Regions from separate parts of the Mus musculus genome. Here regions 2 and 3 are each linked to region 1. Evidence: chromatin loops called from intact Hi-C (ENCODE). Cell type or tissue: left cerebral cortex. All regions are shown on one strand.

Region 1 (5,000 bases):
ATAAGAGATTCAAGAGTCTGGCATGACAATAGGGATGTAGCTAAGTGTCAGGATGCTTGCTAGGCATACACAGAGTCCTGGATTCAATTCCGAGACCTGGAAAATAAGGGGGTGGGGTAGGAGGCAGATCCTGAGCCCTACTGTTTATTGTGACTTAAGGTGAAGTTTCAGGTTCTTCACCTGTCCCATGATGTTAACAGCAGACAGGACTTTCAAGTGTCATGAAAATGAAGTGAAACAGCACCAGTATTTTAGAAGAGTGCACATATTTAGCTGCCACATTTAGAAGCCAGGCACATATTTAGGCTGTGGTTCATATTAACACAATGCTAAAGACTCAAGTTTTATGTCTTTCTGTCACCTTTGTTATCATTTCTTTCTTCTGCGATCCCCCTCACATTTGCTCCCTTTCCTACGGAGCAATGGAGTGATGACTCCCTCACATCTCTTTTGAGGTACTCTACAATAACAGACGAGGGACACTACAGGCTTGTCTTACCATCACAACAGACAAGTGCCCTGTCCCCAATACATTTAAATCACGACTCTTGTCTTTAAGTTGCCTAAAATACTGACAGGATAATAGTGTATTAATATTAAAAGAATAATGCATGGTAATGATAAAATAGCGGCCCTTCGTCTTCCCAGTCAGCCCAATAACGCCCTACTTTCCTTCCTCTCGAAGGGATTTGAGAATCTATTATTTGGCAGGCCCTATGCCAGGTGAGAGCTCACATGATCAACGTTCATCCTTAAGGCACTTGAGATGCTCGAGAGAAATAAGGTAACGCCCTTCCCATTCTCTAAGCTCCCACAGCAGTTCCTGCCCGAGACCCAGCTTTCTGTATTTGACAGATGCCGTGTGACTCAAAAGGGGCTGATACCAAAAGCACTGGCTGAGGGGACCAGTCCCTGTTCCTATCATTCATCAGCTCGCAGGCTCCATGCCAATGCCTCGACCCCTTAGGCCTCCGTTCTCTCCCTCTGCACGAATGACTGGGCAAACACAAACAACAACAGCTTTGTCAAGAGCCCGAGTTTCTCACCCAGGGGATCCGGGTGATACTGCAGCTATTCTCTGCCTTTAGGGACGTCAGGCAGATCACACGAGAGACCGGAATGGGGCCTGAAAAAACTACCAAACAAAGCTGGATGGTGTGGGGGACAGAGCCAAGCCAGTAGACTCACGGTGAGCAGCAGTCTCCACGAGTCCGCGCAGAGCCTTCAGGTCTGAGCCCGCTCTTAAATCCAAATCTGCGAACGCCGCCATGCTGACATCCCAGGAGCACCCGCGCGCCAGTCTGCGCAGCCGCCGTGTTGTCCCTCAGGCATGCTGGGAGTTTTAGGTTGTTCCTTGAGCTTTCTGGGATTTGTAGTTTTTCTTTCTCAGTCGTCTTGGGTCGTCTTGCAGAGACTTTCCTATTCCCTAGAATCCAGCCAAAGTTAGTGTGTTGGGACCTATAGCCTTACTTATTCATAATTTGAATGGGAATGTTTTGGTACTCTCTGATGGGGCTCAAATCTCCCATGCTCCTACCATACAGCAATGCAAAGTGACTCATTTTAAAGGCACCCATAGAGCATACCGATGTCAAGCAGACATTTCTAAGGTCTTGAAGCCTGTTTAAAGCTCTGGGGAGCCGGGCGTGGTGATACACGCCTTTAATCCCAGACCCGGGAAGGCAGAGAGAACTCTGAGTTTGAGGCCAACCTTCTTTATACCGAGAGTACCAGGCCAGTCTGAAATACAGAGTCTCAAAAGTAGTTAAACTAACAAATAAATGAAGATACATGGGAAGTTATTTTTCTTTCCTATTTCCACAGTACATTCCATTCTTTGAAAGTGGCCTTTTTGAAGTATTTGGTCTGTGGCTAAGATTATCTAAACTCTTTGGGCTAAGACAATCCGTTACAGACTACAACCACAAGATGGCAGAGTGCTCTCAAAGCTGATGGTTTAGCGCCAACACATCCTTTAGCCAGAGGACTGACTGGGAGGGGCAAAAATGAAAACATGTCTTACAATGTTTTTCATGAGAAACATACACATATCATTTGATGTTTCTACTTTTAAATGACCCTTTTAAAAATGAACTCTTTAATATTGACAGATCAATTATTCAACAACATAGAACACGATTTTTAATCTACTTGATGTAGAGGGCCAGTCCTTTACCCCTCTCCATTCAGTCTTTAGTTGCCTAGCATGCGAACCCTTCTGCGCATTACTAATAAGCAGCTCCAGCCTCGTGCAACTCAATAGGACTTCTGAACTGCTGGTCTCTCAAATAAGAAAAGTCCACTTCTCATGAGCTTGTCCGTTGGGATTATACCAAAGTGATGGAAATGTTTAGAAGCATTTTCAATTTCTGTACTAATCACAAAGAATATGGAGTCTTCTCCATCTGACCACACTACTGTAATGATCACTAATTTCCTACAAATTTCTGAAAGATGATGATGATGGCGGTGGTGGTGGTGGAGAGGAGGAGGAAGAGAAGGAGGAGAAAGAGGTGGAGGAGGCAGTAGCAGAGGTGGTATTATTAGTAGCCCAGGGTGGACTTAAATCCACAATCATCTTGCCTCAGTATCCTTGGTTTTGGGATTACAGCTGAGCACTGCCACACCTATGTTTGGTTAATTTTCATAAATGATTGTTTCCAATACTTGATATTTTCCAAGAACAAAACAACAACAAAATAATGTCTGCAACCAGACCAAGGCCGTACAAAACAAACCCCTTGCTTTCATCAGAATGTCTAGTTCTAACTTTTATAGTAGTAGAGAGATGTCTTCATACAGGATCACAAAATCTAGATTGGTCAGTCGAGTAGCCATTGTGTAGTGGACCTAAATAAGAATTTTAGTTATTTGATATTAAGGTTAGACTACAGAGGGCATAATTCTTTAAGAGTCATGGTGATGTTACTGTGGTCTTCACCTTTTAGATTCCCTTTGTTCTGAGTGTTAGCATTTCTTCTAGGCTCCTCCTAACAGTTACCTAGCAACAGCCAGGTACAAGCCTGGCTTGCTATAAAAGGGCTCACTAAGGCACCCCCTCCCACTGCACCATGATGCTGCATTTCAGAACAAATCACTGAGCTTAGGTGAAGAGGAAAGGAAGGATTAGAAATGAAATGAAATGAAGAGATAAAAACCACTGAGCACTGCACTGCGGCAGAGCATCTGCCAAGTACTTATGTGTGCATCTTGTTAATTTTCAAAGCAAATAAGTATTTTTTTTAAACCAACATCTACCTTTTTGACATTTGAGCTAGTGAATGCTTCAGCAGTATAATGGTGGATTGAAGCATTTTGGCTCAGGAGCTGCCTAGTGTGTTGTCTCCTGAGAAAAGCCAGTAGGGAGGACAGTTGTGGATGGTATGAGGAGAGAAGAGGAAAAGAAAAAAGGGAGGTTAAGGAAGGAGAGAGGAAGCAGGGAACGGGAAGGAAGGGGAAGGAGGCAGGACTGGGCAGAGAGAAAAGGATGGGAAAGAAAAAAGTTCAAATGTTGGCCTGAATGGGTGGCAGAGGCCTCAAGGATGCAACACTTGAAGAAGACCTTAGAAATTGCTGAACGGAACACAACTGTATGTTTTGCTGATTTAATTCTAACAGGCAAGTGGGGTGATGGTTGATAGTGATGGTGGTTCCTGTTTTCTGGGGCTCTAGGAGAATGGCTACTAAATAATTTTCTCTTCCATAGTGGAACTTAGTGTCAGGTCCATCAGAAACTGGGAACAAATGTCTAACTCCGATGCCAATCAGCACACAAAGCATATGATGATGGCTTCCAGGTTCTCTCAGTATCTCAAGTACTTGTTACAGAGTTCATGCTGGCTGGCATCCTCCTCTCCTTACCCTGACCCATACCCTAAACTGTTCCAGCTCATGGGCTTCTCTATGATAGAGAATAACAAGTTCAAAACTTCAACACCATTGTATTGAAAGAATCCATGAGGAAATCACTTCAACTTGTAATGTGTTCGTTTGTGAAATGTTTCCTGTTGGTGAACTTGCCCAAGATAGATAACTTTGCAGAATGGGATAGTTGAGCAAATCTTAAGAAACTGCCTATCCTTGTAAATTCTACTGCCTCTGTTGTTCTTGAAAGACAGTGGGTCCTGGGAACTAATCCCAGTGATGCTTCTGTTAGAACTGCTTGCTTGCCGGAGATGGCTGAGGCATCTACAGGGTGTCTATTGTAAAAGGCATGCAGGATGAGAAGTAGTTCCACACCCCTAAAGCCTCATGGCTTCTGCCATTATAAACCCAGGGTAAATACGGATAAGTGCTGCATTTTGAGAATCCTCGTGTAGACCAGGCACCAGTATACAATAAAGCCTCTCATTTGTTAAAATTTATTCATGGTCATGGTGAATCTCTGAGCAACCCCAGACCCATAACACTCTTCCACCAGCTTCTTATTCCCATATAACCTTGCCATTTTGGCCATACACATTCTCTTTGCTCTCTTGGTCATTTTGGCCCTTTCTCTTCTTTGCTCTCTTCTCTCTCACTCAATCCCTGTTTCCTCTTCTCCTGGTCCAGTTCAGTTTTCTAGCCATGTTTAATCTACTTTCTTTTCCTGCTCTAGACTCTTCCAGATGCCTCTAACTTTTCTCTTTCTCATATCTATAATAAAAACCTTCCCCTCAACCATGCCTTGAGGCAGTCATAACCTCACTTTAGACACTTAGAAGATGGGGCTTTTGCATCCAAAGTAGCCTTTGATATCTTAGCATCTCCAAATATGTCTAAATTTGTGTGTTGAGGGGGAACAGGAAAGAAATACTGGGGAGTCTCAGCAGAGCAAGAGTCCCCTTTTATGATTTGAGGGTCCTCTTTTGGGGTTCTTAGTTTCATTAATAAAAAAAATTAAGAACAGACACGGATAGGCTGGAGAACAAAGAAAGCAGAAACTCAGCACAATTTATTAGAATTTAAAAGGAGAACCCCAAAGAAGGCAAGCTGTAAACACCACAGCTGCCTGCAAGGGA
Region 2 (5,000 bases), 1.1 Mb after region 1:
CAAGCATTGTTATATATACATACAGATGCACAAAGCAGAATTCCCTTCTCCAAATACCCACCTTCAGAAAGGGATGTGTAGGAAATACACAAATTCCTTTGGCTTTCTTCAAGTACATTAGCATCATCCCCTTGGCCAATCATGGGGCAGAACCCCATCTGGTAGAACCCCTGGGGTTAGGGATACATTTCTATATTTTATTACAGAAACAGCCTTCCTTTTTACACTGTGACATCATATGCTGTCTATCTGTCTGTCTCTCTCTCTCTCTCTCTCTTAATGTGAATATATATATATGAATATATATCCCTCCATCCCTCCCATTGAAAGCGAGTTCTCAATTTCCAGTTCTATGAACAGCTCATGCATTTGATAAAATACTCCTGAGGTGGACCAGGGAACAGCTATTATTCTGACTATTCTGTTTGTTGAATATTCATAGAAATTACCATTCTGCTTATTCAAAACATAGAACTCTGTGTGAGGTGGCTCGTGCCCATAATCCCAGCTACAACGGAAACTGAGTTAAGAGGGTCTCAAGTCTGAAGCCAACCTACGTAACTACTTAGCAAGAACCTGTCACAAAATGAATTTTTTTAGAGGTCTGTGGATGTAACTGGTGGAGTGCTGCCTCCAGTCCTGAGTTTGATCGTGCATGATGAAAACTTAGGCATGTTTTTTAAACTAAGCCTCTTGTCAACACTTCATTGCCTGTTGCTATTTCACTTCCAGTTTTTTCTTCATTATCATGTGCATTTGTCAACAGCAGTGATCAATGAGCCCTGACTTCTCTACCCTGAAGAATCGAAGGCTGTGTCAAGGAGGGTAACGGGGCAGCTTCCATTTTCACGCACAATTCTGTTAAAACAACAACAACAAAATCTCTCTGTAATAAGGTGAAATGTCAAAATGTACATTTTGGCCCAGAAGTGTCAATAGGGCAGAAGGATTTGGCAGATAGCCTCATATTTACTGTCAAGCATTTAATTCATGCCGTTTAGGAATAACAAGAGCAATAAGCAAGGATGTTGAGTTTCCAAAGTCTTAGCTTCATCGAAAGGGTTTGTTTGGCTACAAAGGCCAACATCTAAACTCAACATTACAAACATATTTACAGTAGTAACTCTCAAATGATAGGTAGACCAGGAAATAATTTATCCCTAAACAAGTTTGATTAACAAAAGCTTTTCTGCTTCCTTACAAGGTCAGAACTAGACAGTCTCTCCCTGGCATAGGAATTGCTCCACGTGGTCACAAAGGAGGGACCCTGCCTGGCCTCTATGCTATCCTGTTACAATAACCTTTATCCTCATGCTTATCAGCTTAGGGATAATGATGGCTGCTGCACCTCCAAAGCCCATGTTCCCAGGGGGATGGAGCAAGAAGAATGGACAGGGAAGCAAGGTAGAAAAAGTTCTGGTGCGAAAAGTTTTGCCATTTTTATACAGTGATTTTTTCCCCCACCTACATAGCGTTAGCTGTGGCCACTTACAAAGTGGGGGAGAAGCAAGCCTTGCGTTTGTGGCTTTTACTTTTATGCTGGAAGTGGACAAAAGAGACAAGAAACTGGTAATCACAGCCGTACTTCAGATCAAAACTGACCCACATTGTTACCCACACATGCTTCTTATATTCATCAAGAACACGGTCTTAAGCTAATTAATGTACTTGTACTAATCCTGGTTGCTAGCTTCTGATTTCTTGAGGTGATCATATTTCCAAGTTTACTATTGCGTAATACATGAGCAATGATACTCTTCACGTTTCCATGTTCTATTTCATCCAAACAAGTTAAAACGAGAATTGATGTTTATATAGATCCCAGTACAGGCTTTCGGGTGACTAAGACTTATTTTAGCCAAACAATTTTTAAAATTAGTTCCAGGAATAGTCCTCAGTAGTAACAAGAATTACCAGGTATGGAAAGAAATAGTATTGAAGATAGTTTTACCTTCCTTCCCGTATTTTTGCCCTGTTGGTATGTTACATAAATTAGAATTGGTGCAAATGTAGAGTCCAGCAAACAGTGCTTTGTCTCCATCTGGTGGATGATGTTAAGGCTGCACTGTCATTTGCTCCTTCTGGGTCCAGTCAATGAGAAGGGCCAGGATTAAAACATGAGTTGTGGGGTCAACAAGATGAGGTGATGAATAAAAATCCTGTCCTGACAAGCTGGGTTTTATCTCCACATCCCACAGTGGAGGGAGAGCATCACTTCCCAGAAGTCTTCTCTGACCCCTATGCTCACACACATATGCACACAGTAATAAAATGGAGTTTTTAAACTTGGTTTATGTAACCTGCTTCTTTCTCATCTTGCTTTTTTCCAGCTGATTAGAGATATACTTAATACTGGTGTATCAGACACACAGTTGATAATATTGAGGGCAAAACATATCCAAGACACAGAGACCATTATAGTTTATGTTTCATGAGCACTTATATTTTATATTCTAGGAGACATTTCAAATGAAACTGCATTCAAAATGGTCAGTATTATCAAGACAATTTTGATCATTAGTGACTCAGTCCTCATCATAACATATGCATTACTGCTATAAAATTTTTATTTTACCACATATATGATTTTATATATTAAAAAGATAGCTGGCATTAGGTAGTTCTGAATATTCTGAGAACCTAAAAAAAAAAATTTGTCATGAAATTAGTGAAAAGGAATATATGATTTGTTTTTACAACATACATAAATGCTGGAGAATTCATATCCAGAACATAGAGTCCAGAAGATTCAAATAGATAATAAGGGGACTGGGGAGATGGCTCAGCAGCTAAGAGCACTGCTTCCTTTTCCAGGGAACCAGGGTTTGATTCCCAGCACCCAGATGGCAGTTAACAATGGTATGTAACTATTCTCAGTGGACCAGACAACATTTTCTAGTCCCCATGGACACTGAACACACATGATCCACAGACATACATAGAGGAAAAAATCCCATACACATAATAATGAATTATAATTTTTAAATTAATTAGAGTTTGAAAGGCAGGCTGTCACGGGGCTCTCAAAATGGGTCAGTGGGTAAAGGCACTTGCCAGGCAAGCCTGGTATCCTGAGTTTAACTGTCAAAATCCATGCAAAGGTGGAAGGAGGATATTGAATCCACAAAATGGTTCCACCTTCATATGTGCTCATATCACACAAACACATACGCACACATGCCACGCATACACATACACACACATACAAAAGCATGCACACACACACAATAATGAAATACTATCAGTGATCAAAGCACTGCAGATAAAAAAACCACAATATATAATCTGAAACATCTTCAGACTATCTACCCCATGCTGAGCAAATGCCACTCCCATGTTCCACTGGTGAGGATGAAATTTGGTACAGTCAGCCTGGGAAAGTGTTCAGTGGTAGCTGTTAAATTTGAGCACTGTTATGCCTCAGCGATTTCACCTTCTAGGTCCTCCTATACATATGCAGAGAATATTTATTTGGCATCATTGCTTATAAATAGTGGGGAAAAATATATGCCTAAATGCCCACTTGTGGTAAGATGGATCAATCATGCTATACGCTCTTATGATGCAATACTGTAATGAAACCAAAAAGGTATAACTCTTTAGAACAGGGGTATCACAAATGTAGGCTTACCCAGATGAAGTTCGGCAGTGAATACATACAGTTGCAGACATTCTTGGTGTCGGAAATCAAAATAGTGATTATCTTAAGATGAGGAGTGGGTTGGGGTTGGGCAGGGGCCAGGGTAAGATATTTGTATTTTGGTAACTTTGTACATTTTATTTTTTTAAACCAATATGGTACTCCAAATTTTGTAAATAATAATAAACAAGTATTCTTTGCATTTTCACCTTAGGTAGGGCAGCATTAATCCTTGAGCTATGCACCTCTGAACTTCACCTGTCATTCACTGAATGATATAGTTCAAAAGCAGATTTTTATCAAGTAGTCTAAGAGAGGGCCCACAATTCTCTATTTCTTGAAAACTCCAAGATGGGCCAGTGAGATGGCTCAGCTAGAAGAGCCACTTGGTCCTAGGCCTGATGACATGACTCCCAGTTCCACATCCCACAAGGGGGCAGGTGAGAACTAACTCCCTAGAGCTGTCCTTAGGGAGGACATATATATCTGCACACACACACACACACACACACACACACACATGCACGCACACACGTGCATGCACACACACACACACACACATGCACACACACACATGCATGCACACACACACATGAACACACAAGCACACACACACTACTGCATAGTGATACTGATGCTGACCCATCACCACACTTGGAATACTGAAACCCTAGGGCAGAGCTTTCCTGTTTTATGAAAAGTAAAGTTTCACAAATTATCAAGTATTACCAACAGCCAGAATTTAATGATATTTTAGATTAAAAGAAATATTGTTGAGACCTTTCTCTTGCTTTGTCAGAATTTGCTCTTAAACATAATACCACATGTTTATGTTTAATAAAATAAATAAATAAGTAGTAGATGTACAGGACACAAGCTATATATTAAGAGCACTGTCAACACTACCTTTTAATTCGGAATGCCAAAATATGGCAGGAAAGACTGCTTGGTAATGAACATAAGATGTTTGGCACTGTCCTGGATAAGCTGCACTTAGCAACTGGCATCTCTGCTGCACTGTCAGTTGCAGTGGCTGGCAAACTTTCTACATAGGGCCAGATGGTAAATATTTTAAGCCTTGCAGACCATAGGGTTTCTATCATAACCACTCAGTTCTGCTAGTACAGCACAAAAGGTGCTACAGACAATATGTACATGACTGGGGCTACGGGCCAGGGTGGGGGGCGTGCCAATAAATCCCTTAGTCTACTAGACATCATCAGTAACAATATGTAGTTTATCTGAAAACTCCATATAGTTTTAAGAAGCCATCCTACCGAGGTATAGATCTGTAATCACATCCTTTGGGAAGCTGAGAAAGGACAGACAGGAGAATGGTGTGTCCTAAGCCAACCTGGCT
Region 3 (5,000 bases), 960 kb after region 1:
AAAAAAAATAGTATTAAGGAACAATACATGCCAGAGAAAGTACTTTCAAACTTGAACAATGATGAATCATGTAGAGAGCTTGTTGAAATTCATATCATGACTCAGTTGGGCTCAGACTTGTTCCCACATTCAGATGCCGGTCACTAAATTCAACCACCATATTCTTTGAGTCAGGAAATGATCGCTCCCACAGAAAAGGGATGAGGTAACGATGTCATACAAGACTCAGTCAGCCACCAGTCAGAGCAGAAACTGAACCAGTTCCTGGGGGCTGGTTTGGGGGGGGGGCAGGTTTTAAATGTGAATTTGTTTTAAAGTTGCAGTCAGTTGAAGGTATATCTGTATTACAGATGCATGCAAGTAAGGCTCCACTCCACTAAAAAGTAGAAATTATTTACCTGGAGTTATTTTTTTTTTATGTTGCTGTTAGTGTTTTATTTTTTTTATTTTTTTTATTACGTATTTTCTTCAATTACATTTCCAATGCTATCCCAAAAGTCCCCCCCCCACTCCCCTACCCACCCATTCCCATTTTTTGGCCCTGGCATTCCCCTGTACTGGGGCATATAACGTTTGCCTGACCAATTTACCTGGAATTATTAACTGGGAAAGATAAGCAACTCAAACACCAATTGCTACACTGCTTTGCTTGAACCACAACATGAGGAATGGCATACAATCTAAAATGGAAAAAAATCTCTAGAAAACTTGGAAGTAAGGGGCTACATGCCAGCACGTTACTGGGAAATTAATGTAGTCAGGGTAATAAACTCTCACTGAACTGAAACAGAGATATGCAGAGTCACCTTAAGAAAATAGAAACTCGACAAAGCCCACAGCACCTGGCTCCAGACTAATTCGAGGAGCTGATATATCTAAGGAAAAGAAGTATTCTTCATAAAGTTGGCCAGCATAGAGGCTTATAAAAGGCTAATCACGGTGTCTGTTTACTGGGAAAAGAGCCCCAGCTCAAGAATGTAGGAAAGCTGGCATCATCTATCCTCATCATGGGAAAAGCCGACTTACAGGACAGAACTAGTAGACTACAGCTCATTCTATGAATCTCGTTGAGGGGGTAAGATTTCACTAAGACAAAGGGACATGGTTTATTTCTACAGAGGCAGAGCTATGGCTGCTTTGTCACTATAGTTTGAAGAAGGGCTATATGGCTCACAAAACCTAAAACATTTGTTGTCTGACTGTTTAGAGAAGAACTTTCAAAACTTTATAAAACCCTTAACCAGGTAATTGGTTCCCGTCACTTTGATTCCACGCACCTCAAGCAAACTCGTGGTTTCGGTTTTGTTTCATAGGTCAGACACCAACAGCGGCAAGTGTCTCCCACAGCTCTTGGTTATTTTTAACTTATTTCTAGCCTAGATTTGGGGATTATTTTTTTTTTCTCATAGTGTCTGGGAGCTTGCCCTATCTGAATCATTTCCGTGAGTAATAGTTAGTTCCCTTTTCAATATGCTTTGTAAAATAAAGAAAATGAAACGCAATTCCCTGCACTTAGGAGGAAAACAGCTATGCATGTCGACTGTAGTAGGCTTCTTACTCATTCTGGAAAAGATCGGGGTTAAGGGCGAGCAGCAGGCCAGGGCCCAAAGCTGCACTTCACAGGGTTCTGTTTACTTCGGTTGTCATAGGAGCAGGACCCATCTTTACTCCCACGAAGGAAGGCAGACAGTCTCCCCAGATTCCAATGTTTCATTTCTGACTCGTAGAAGTCTCTGCTTTATTTTTAAACTTGACTTTTTCTTTTACTTCTTTCGATATTTTTATTTGAATTTCACATCTTCATGTGTTTGGCACAGATAAGATCCTCATATGAGCAGAACACGGTATGCTAGTTGCAAATTCCTTTCAATGACTCCCAGCAGGATCCATTTACTTGCTATAATTTATTGGATATTTTATCATTGTATAACCAACATTTGTTGAGTATATACCACATTGTGGATACCATAGCTAGTTTAGCCATCTGCAGGAAACGTTTGTTTCCTTTGTAGAGTCCATGGTTAAAGTATAATGGGGTGAATTTGACAACTCATCCTATATTAAGACACTCAACCCCTCCAAATTTCCTTAACAGCTAAGTTATTCTTTTCTAATAGATCTTTCACACATCTTTGATAACAGTCATGAAATAATACCTTGATAACCTACAAGGTAAGACATAATTTTCACATCTATCGCGCTGTCAATAAGGACAGTATTTATATTTGTATTTTGTTGTTTATTTATTGCATTCCACAGATGTCACAACAGCCTCTTTCCCTCAATGCAGCATCTCTAAGCATGGTGGGGAACAGTTTCCTGTTGGTGCACCGGGCTCTTTATGAATTTATCCATTTCACACTGAGAACTATCTAATTGTCTTTAGCTTCCATCTAAGGCAGTCCAATGGCCTTGCCTCTGAGTCACTGTGGAGTTTGGCCTGGTGATCCCTTCAGTACAGTAGACTGGAGATACAGAACTGACATCCTTCCCAGTGTTTTGCAAGCTTTGGGTGGCTCGTGTGGCTGTAGAGTTAACGGTGCCATCCAGAACACTCAGCAATATTTTCCCATTTAGAGGAAGAGCAAAAGGAGGAGGGAACTTAATGGAAATATAGCTGAACCAAATAGGATCTGTTCCAGCATTTTTCAATACAAAATAATGCAAACCTCTTAGCCATTAAGTCGCAGCTTAAGACAAAGTGCTTGAAATTACCTGTCATCACAGATTTTTTTACTGGTAGAAAGAAAAGCCCTCACGGTGTATTTTCAACTAACCGTATTGCCACCTAGTGGCCATTGAGGAAAATTAGTATCAGAAAATTGGAAGCAACTTTAGAAATGAAGACATTAGTAATACTGACAATAACTGCTAAGACTTACTGGATGTCTACAGTGTTCCTTGACTCTGTGCTCAAAACTGTATGTGTACTATCTAATTTATTCTCTTGACCATCCCCATTCCGTGGATGAACAAAAGAGGACTTTACAGGTTAGTTAGCATGTCATCTTTACACATCTACATAGCTAGCTACATAGATTCATAGTCAAGTCTACTGCATTTATTGAACGCTGTCGATGGTTGCAAAAAACGTCAGCTTAGACTAAAAGAACACGGTCGATAAACTGAAGCAAATTCACCCCCAAATGTTAGCATTTAAAGGAAATCACAACCTGCACTTTTCCACATAGGAAATAACCCACAACACATTCTAATCCTCTCCCAACTGATTTTCAATTGTGTAGTAATTAAAAAAAAGAAAACACATCTGGCATCTCTGAAACAGAATGGGTTCATTCGTTCATACAACAAGCTAAGCTTGGAAGATTGCTCTGTCATCAAGGTGCTTGGCGCAGTCATCAGCACCTGAGCTCAGATGCACTACACTCAAGCTACTGCGTATTCGTCTGAAATCCCAACACTGGGGAGGTGGAGGCTGGAAGATCCCAAGAGCTTTCCAGGCATGCCAATGTATTCAAAGAGGCAAGCTTCAGGCTCAATGATAGACCTTGTCTCAAAAGACAGATAGAGGGGGATAGACAGATGGCTGAGACCTCAAGAGTGAGGAACTGCTCTCATAGAAGTCTGGATTTGGATTCTAAGCACCCACACAGTACAAATAAACTGCAACTAAAGACTCCAGCAGGTCTCCGGCCTCATTGGCACCTGCACGCACATGTGCATGCCCGTACACACGTATAATTAAAAACACAAATAAATATTTTTTAAAGTAAGAGAGAAAATATTCAAGAAAGACACTCAACATCACCCTTGCCTATCCAAAGACATACACAGGAAGTGCATGTACACACACACACACACACACACACACACACAGAGAGAGAGAGAGAGAGAGAGAGAGAGAGAGAGAGAGAGAGTTACTGAACTCTAATGTGCTATGTTCTATACTGGGTACTAGGAATGCAGTAGAGCACTAGACACACCATCCTTTCCTGTAAGGAGCTTAAAATAGAGCAGAAAGGCACAGAAAAGTTAAATTATGTAGATTATAACACAGTAACACTCTGGAAAGAGCTCGCAGAAGAAATGCAGTGTTTTCTAACAAAGAAGAGCAACGCTCATTCCTGCAATGTGCGCACGGAGTGAGGAGACTGCGGGAACTGCCCACAGCAGGGCCCGTTAGGAAGGACTGTGTTGAGAAAGGGGACAATAGAACAGAGCACAGCCAAACACAGAGATCCTGAGCAGCAGAGGAAAGGGCAGGGCGTTCTGTTCGCACTCTTTTCTGTTCAATGGAGTTTGGTTTAAAGACCACATTCAAACTTTTAAAATAATACTTGGAACAAATTACTTGTACTTTAAATACTAAAACTACATGATATTTGAATTGTTTTGAAGAATCAGACCTAATAATGATTGCTAATTGAAGTTTTCATTGGTACTTATGAATAATTCAAATGTGCCTTAAATAGTCTTTTTAGTATGTGTTAAGATATTTAAAAAATAGTATGGCAAATAAAACACAAAAGGAACAGAAAAACAGAAATGCTCTCTCACCCATCCCCTCTGAGTAATCCCTATCCTTCCCCTCCTTACTTTTGCTTCTATTTTCATATCATTTATCCATACAAGATTTTATGTATTTATTTTAAAATGGGAAGCATAAATGACAGAAAACATATTTGTCTTCCTGAAACTAGCTTAACTCACTTTTAATATAATAATTTACATTTACATCCATTTTCCTAAAAACAACATAACATTATTCTTCTCTATGTCAGAAACAAGCACGGTCATTGTCTGTCTACAACTCATTTTCTTTGTTCCTCTGTAGGACACTGAGGCTGCATCCAGAACTTAGCTAAACTGTGAACGAGGCTTCAGTAAGCTTGAATGTGTGTGAATCCTACGACACAGTGGCTTGGATGAATACCTAAGAGAGCCCATCTGGGTCAGAGACCCTGTCTGTCTTAATTTTTTGAGGAAACACCACCCTCGTTTCCACGGTGACAGGACTAGTTTCCATCTCCACCAACAGT

What was found. Hi-C counts contacts between places; a loop is a spot of excess contacts. Peaks named below come from ENCODE experiments on the same cell type or tissue, not always from the same donor. Only the 100,000 strongest peaks of a DNase experiment are listed, where the experiment ranks them.
Region 2: a loop joins it to region 1, with 10 times the contacts of the local background. A loop is called at or near these places in 30 of 42 quality-filtered maps.
Region 3: a loop joins it to region 1, with 4 times the contacts of the local background. A loop is called at or near these places in 19 of 42 quality-filtered maps.

What each region holds. Positions count from the first base shown.
Region 1 is chr19:36,080,007-36,085,006 of GRCm38, reverse strand. Rpp30 (ribonuclease P/MRP 30 subunit) reads right to left here and starts at 1,291. Exons shown (of 11, transcript NM_019428.3): 1 at 1,189-1,291. The coding sequence starts at 1,270. In left cerebral cortex, CTCF peaks have their summits at 1,076 and 1,916 (motif pointing right); DNase peaks (open chromatin) are centred at 954, 1,312 and 1,940; H3K4me3 peaks cover 1,368 bases; H3K27ac peaks cover 428 bases.
Region 2 is chr19:34,990,384-34,995,383 of GRCm38, reverse strand. No RefSeq gene overlaps it. Among named protein-coding and RNA genes, the nearest start is that of Mir1950, 27 kb to the right of the region's middle. In left cerebral cortex, a CTCF peak has its summit at 2,041 (motif pointing left); DNase peaks (open chromatin) are centred at 583, 2,036 and 4,736; H3K4me3 peaks cover 508 bases.
Region 3 is chr19:35,123,289-35,128,288 of GRCm38, reverse strand. No RefSeq gene overlaps it. Among named protein-coding and RNA genes, the nearest start is that of Gm31568, 26 kb to the left of the region's middle. In left cerebral cortex, a CTCF peak has its summit at 2,793 (motif pointing left); DNase peaks (open chromatin) are centred at 2,709, 3,963, 4,017, 4,095 and 3 more places; H3K4me3 peaks cover 280 bases.